2 separate regions of the Homo sapiens genome follow, and region 2 is linked to region 1. Evidence: chromatin loops called from intact Hi-C (ENCODE). Cell type or tissue: CD4-positive, alpha-beta T cell. All regions are shown on one strand. Links, peaks and the distances in the headings refer to the core of each region. The heading gives the core; the rest is flanking DNA. Region 1 has its middle 5.5 kb from the start of CCR1. Region 2 has its middle 62 kb from the start of XCR1.

Region 1 (2,891 bases), core at 392-2,891:
CTTAATAGCTGTGTGATGGATGAGGTGTAAGGGAACAAATACCAGCATGAGCACTCAGACTGGATGTAATAAGTGACAGGAACACACATGTGACTGTCTGGAGCTTAGGTTTGGAGTACAAGGATCATTATCAGCTCTTCATTCCTGCCTGACCCCCTGCCAGCCTCAAACCACAATGAGCCACTGCCCCATTCTTGCGAGCACTTAGATTACAGACCTACCAGGTTCTAGTTGGCAGCTCTTGGCACCAGCCTCTTCAGGTACAATGGCCATGCTCTCAGGCTCTCTGCCAGCAGGAACCACCCCAGAAACTTGTGTGTTTGGGGACAGGAAGGGACATTGGGAGGGGATAATGTGCTCTTGGTTCATTCACAGGCTCTCAAATCCTGCCCCCCAGTGTCTGCTTTCTGCTAAGCACTTCACTGTGCCAGAAGACCTGAGGGAAGGGGCTTCCCTACATCATCCACACTGCCCTGCAGCATCCATTACCCTCTGCTTGCCCAGGGAGGAAAGGTGGAGGCACTATCTACTGGTCTCCCCAGAGGATCTGGCTCACAAGTGGCTGTTTTATCACAGAACATCAGGGCTCCTTATTTCTATAAATTGGCAAAAAGAAAAGGCAGCCCTTTTCTCTGTTAGATGTCCTCATACCTCAGTGTGACCCCAGCAGCCACATCCCTGAGCAGAGGTGGTCTGAACATGTCAGAGCAGAAAGATGGGAGGAACCTGAGTCCCAGATGAAGCTGCTAAATTAAATAACTCGGATAGGAATAATGCAATAGAGCAGGAAAAACTGACAAGATGAGAGAAAATCAATAGAGCAATGTCCTTGAGTGAGTGAGAGAGGTTGGGATCCTGCACAAGCGGAAGGGATGGGTTTAGACAGGAACATGGAGAATCCAGCCATGTAACAGGTGGGAGGCAGAGAACTGTCCAGGAAAAAAGTGACCGGTAGCAGGGGAGGTGAGAGGTGGGGGCTTGTAGAAAGTTTCTTCTGATGGCTTTCATTTTCTCAGCGAAATAGGAAACAAGATCATCAGCTAAGAATGAGGATAACAGGTGGTGTTGGAGGTTTAAGGAAAAGGCAAAAGGTGTGAAATAATGTCTAAAAGAGGGGAATGCAGTTGATGGGCATTAAGGATGCTTTGGATACAGCTATCATCATTTAGAGCCACCCTAGTCACTGTGGTTGTGTGATTTTCTCTGGCCATATTTAACTTCACAGATGCAAGTGGGGGAGCTGGATCTAACTAGGACCAAAATTTTGCCAAGTGGGCATGACAGGATCAGAAAAGAGCAAAGGAATTGAGGGTGTGTTTAAGGGAGAGACTGTAATGATGGCTCATGGATTTTTAAGATGATGGGAAGTGAGGGCATGAGGAGGCTGAAGGTCAGTGGAAAATTAAAATATCAGTGGACTGGAGGTCCCACTGGGGTTAAAGAACTGTTGGAGTTGAGGTGCTAGAGGCAGTGAGTAGTAAATGTAGGAGGTGGTGGTCAGAGGCTGGATGCTGGCAGCAGGAAGTATGAAGAGCTACAGATATTAGTGATAGTAAGATTCAGGAGCTATGATCATGGGCATATGTGACCAAGGTATGGGGAAGACAAGACCATTAGAGGGATGAAGTTCAAGAAACTACTTGGCTATGGAACTAGAGGAAATTTGTGCATTGTGGTAGAAGATAATTTACGGACTCAAACTCCTCCAAGCCGAGTACACACAGCCTTTTACAATGTGACTTTGTAGCTCTTCCAAAAAAGGTAGTTTCTATTTCCTGACTCCTTGAATGTGGCTTGGCTTTGTGACTTACTTGCAAAAGCAGCATCATGTGACTTCTGAGGTTATGCCTTAAAATGCTTTACAGCTTCTATTTTGTACTCTCGTAACTGGCCTGAGACAGAGATGAGATGTCATGTCTATCTAGCTGATTGGAAGATGAGCAGCCACATAAAGGTGAATTGACAGTTGACAGCTGGCCCCAACCCTAGATGTGGGAGTGAGAGCACCTTGGACGATTCATCTAACTCACAGAATCACGAGAAAAAATGTCACTGTGATTTCAAGCCCCTGAGTTCTGAGGTTGTATTTTAGGCTGTAAAGACGAATAGAAACATGTGAATAGTGAAATCATTAAGAATTATTACAAGAGACTGTTAAAGAGTAATTTCAAACCAGAGCTAATATCTAGATTTGTGAGAAAACAATGATTTCTTTTCTTTTTCTTTTTTGAGCTATTTTGAGTCCATTGCTTTGTTATTTGCTGTCAAAAGTACCCAATGTATACAATGAGGTTTCAACACAGGTCTCCCCCTACCCCCCTAAGAAGTTTAAAAACCTCAGAGGTGCTACGTCAGTCTTTCATTGATGACTTCCTGTCATGGAGGATGGGAAGGCTTCAGGGAGGAGGCAGCCTCTTGGATGATCCATGGTGAGGGATCTCACACTGATGTGCCCAATGCCCTCTTTCACTTTGGGACACGATGAAGCACAGTGGGATAGATGAGCAGGACAGAGAGTAGGGAGAGAGGGGGCAAAGAAGTCTTGGCCCCTTTCTCCTTGGTTTGTCAAGTTGGAGTTTGTAGAATGGGAGGTGAGAGAGCACCTTGGAGAGGCCAGAGGCCAGGCAGGCAAAAAGAGGCAGAGATGCAGGAGGAAAAATGACCACCTGGATAGAAGAAGTATGCAGTGAGGAGGGGAGGTGGAAAGAGAGGCTGGGGAAAGAAATTAGACAAGACAAGAGGAGTGTGGTAGGGGGGCCAAGAGGGGGGAAATGAGGTGATGTCGAGGGACCTGGGGTGCTACTGCCTAAGACCCTCTTACATCTCCCAAAACCACTTTTGCCCATCTGTGAGACAGTAACCAATCTGACTTTGGTGTTCTGGAAATAGCC
Region 2 (2,884 bases), core at 1-2,500, 120 kb after region 1:
ATTCAATCATGACTCAATACAGGCCTTCAAATATGGGAGATTACTCTGGTCCTTTATGAGAGACTGTATTTTCCAAAAATGACCACAGCGACTTCTCCCATCCCACATGCCCATCTTCAATGGAACCTTGCCACTCTCCCATTAGGAAGGCTTCTGAGCTGCCAAACTTCACAGCTGACTCTCCCCGTGTTCCTCACGGAGCTTCTTCTGATGTCTCCAGGCTCCAGCCCCAGAAGCCCCTTCACCAGCTGTTTTTAGCAGATGCTGCCTTGACTCTTCACAGATGCATCCTCTGGGTGCTGATTTTCCTTGCTGTGGGTGTGCAAACCAAACCTCTCAATGGTTCTGTAAGATGGGCAGGGCAGATATTAATAACTCCATTGTGCTAGCCAGCCTCAGACGGCCCACAGTCGTTTGCACCATCCTTGAATAGCATTGACTTTTGTGACTAATAGGGTAGTGTAGAAATGACAGAACTTGACTTCAAAGGTTAGTCATAAAAGACAGTGTGAATTCTGTCTTGCTGTCTTAGATCGCTCACTCTGGAGGAAGCCAGGTACCTTGTCAAAGGAACTCCATACCTGAAAGACCCTAAGCTGAAACCACCCTGTGTAGTCACTCCCAAATTCCTGACCCACAGAAACTGTATAAGAAATGTTTATTGTTTAAGCCACGAAGTCTTGATTTGTTTATATAGCAAAGTATAACTAACATTAATATACCTATTACATAAATTAGAAATGAAGTCTCAGAGACATATAGCAACTAGCTCAAAGCCACACAGCTAGAGCTGCGGAAGAAGTGGGAAGAGAGCCTTCACCTTGTGACTGCTGATCCACACAACATGGGTTTCCTCATAGCCCCATGAGTCTGCACTTCTCTGATTTGGCTTCAGAAGGAGAGATGAGACTGCAGGCATGGGGCAGTGGTTGCCCAAGCAACCCTGGCACACTCAGGCCTGGGCCAACACAGCCCCTCTCACAGGAAACAGAGTCAGGGACGGGGGTAGATACTCTTGGCTCCCACTTGCTTGGGTTCTCTACCACCCAGAGAAACAATTCATGGAGACCTCTTAGGCCCATACATGCACATGCATCTTGGGCCTCCACTCGTGCTATACATGGAACTACCACTGGCCCACAGTGCTGCAACTCTTCCGGGCTGTGGTGGAAGCCTGTGATGCAGGGGCTTCTGCTCAGGGTCCCTGACTGACTGCAAGTCAGGGTCAGCCCTTGCTTTCCAGCACCCCACACTGCTGATTCATGGGGCTACTTTAGAGAAGTTGCCCCACCAAAGGGAGCTTTCAGTTCCCATGTGAGTCACTGGCCATGTGGATACCAGTCACCCATGCACAAGAGAGGCCTGGGCTATGTGAGTGCTCAGCAGTGAGCTGAGTGTTGTGGTCATGGGGTCAGCGAGTGACAAAGCCAAGCTGTCTCTGTTTTCTCATCCTTCCAACTAGATTGGACTTATTCCAGCAAGAGTTACTATGGTCCTGGGAGCAGGACTGGGATTGGGCAAGTCAAAAGGGTAGTTTAAGACAAGAGGGCAAGAAGGGCGGAGCAGTCACTGCTTGTCTCCAGGGTCTCCAGCCAAGACAGACTTGAGATGGTGAAGCTTTCTGATGAAGGACCTCAAAGGCCCAGCAGAGTGGCTTGTGCCTACATCCTCACATGGTATCCAAGCACCTCCAGGATAGGAGAGAAAAAAACAAACAGGGCATAGAACATCTGGGTTTTCATGTAAATTCAACATTCTACCACTTCGATAGCCATGAACAAGTTGTTGGCCAATTCCAGCCTCAGTTTCCTCATGAGTCAAATCAACCTAATGGTTTTCAGCCTGGGTTCCTTGGAGCCTTAGGGTTCTTCAGAGTTACCTTGGAGTTTGCCATGAGGAGGCATCCCCTACACCAGTGCTGTCCAATAGAAATATAAAGTGAGTCACATATGCAATTTTCAATTTCTGTTAGGCCTGGCGCGGTGGCTCACGCCTGTAATCCCAACACTTTGGGAGGCCGAGGGGGAGCGGATCACGAGGTCAGGAGTTCAAGACCAGCCTGACCAATATGGTAAAACCCCGTCTCTACTAAAGATACAAAAATTAGTTGGGCGTGGTGGCACACACCTGTAATCCCAGCCACTCAGGAGGCTGAAGCAGGAGAATCACTTGAACCCGGGAGACGGAGGCAGAGGTTGCAGTGAACCAAGATCGTGCCATTGCACTCCAGCCTGGGTGACAGAGTGAGCCTCCATCTCAAAAAAAAAAAATTGGTAGCTACATTTTTTTAAATCTAAAAATAAATAGGTAATTAGCCAGGTGTGATGGTGGGCATCTGGAGTCCAAGCTACTCAGGAGGCTGAGGTGGGAGGATTGCTAAAGCTCATGAGTTTGAGGCTGCAGTGAGCCAGATCATGCCACTGCACTCTAGCCTGGGTGACAGAGTAAGACCGAGTTGGTAATAAGTAAATAAATAAATGTGAAATTAATTTTAATATTATCTTTTATTTATTGAATAGATCTAAAATATCATTTCAACATGTAATCAACTGATTGCATGTATTAATAAGATGTTTTACATTCTCTTTATTGTACTAAGTCTTCAATATCTGGCGTATGGTTTGTATGTAAGCACACCTCAATTCAGACCAACCACATTTCCACAGCGCAGTGGCTGCTAGGCTGTGAAGCAGGAGGAGGAATTGTCTTTAAGAAGAGAAGACCTCTCTCTAGTGGACAAAACAGAAAAATACGAGAGACCAATGTATTAAATGAGCAGAACACTGGAAAGCACAGGCATATTTGGGGGAGCAAAGGGGTCAGTTCAGCTAGAGTGTGATTGGGAGAGTGATGGAGAAAGGAGGGAGTGTGAGAGAAAAAACCA

The links. A loop is a pair of places that touch in the nucleus more often than their neighbours do. Peaks named below come from ENCODE experiments on the same cell type or tissue, not always from the same donor. Only the 100,000 strongest peaks of a DNase experiment are listed, where the experiment ranks them.
Region 2: a loop joins it to region 1, with 2.5 times the contacts of the local background. A loop is called at or near these places in 28 of 110 quality-filtered maps.

The regions. Positions count from the first base shown.
Region 1 is chr3:46,212,344-46,215,234 of GRCh38, reverse strand. It overlaps a transcript of CCR3 not described here. Among named protein-coding and RNA genes, the nearest start is that of CCR1, 5.5 kb to the right of the region's middle. In CD4-positive, alpha-beta T cell, for the core only: no CTCF peak of the experiment used is centred there; a DNase peak (open chromatin) is centred at 1,834; H3K4me3 peaks cover 479 bases; H3K27ac peaks cover 944 bases.
Region 2 is chr3:46,087,899-46,090,782 of GRCh38, reverse strand. No RefSeq gene overlaps it. Among named protein-coding and RNA genes, the nearest start is that of XCR1, 62 kb to the right of the region's middle. RefSeq lists an enhancer at 1,235-1,284. In CD4-positive, alpha-beta T cell, for the core only: no CTCF peak of the experiment used is centred there; DNase peaks (open chromatin) are centred at 422, 882 and 1,332; H3K27ac peaks cover 1,027 bases.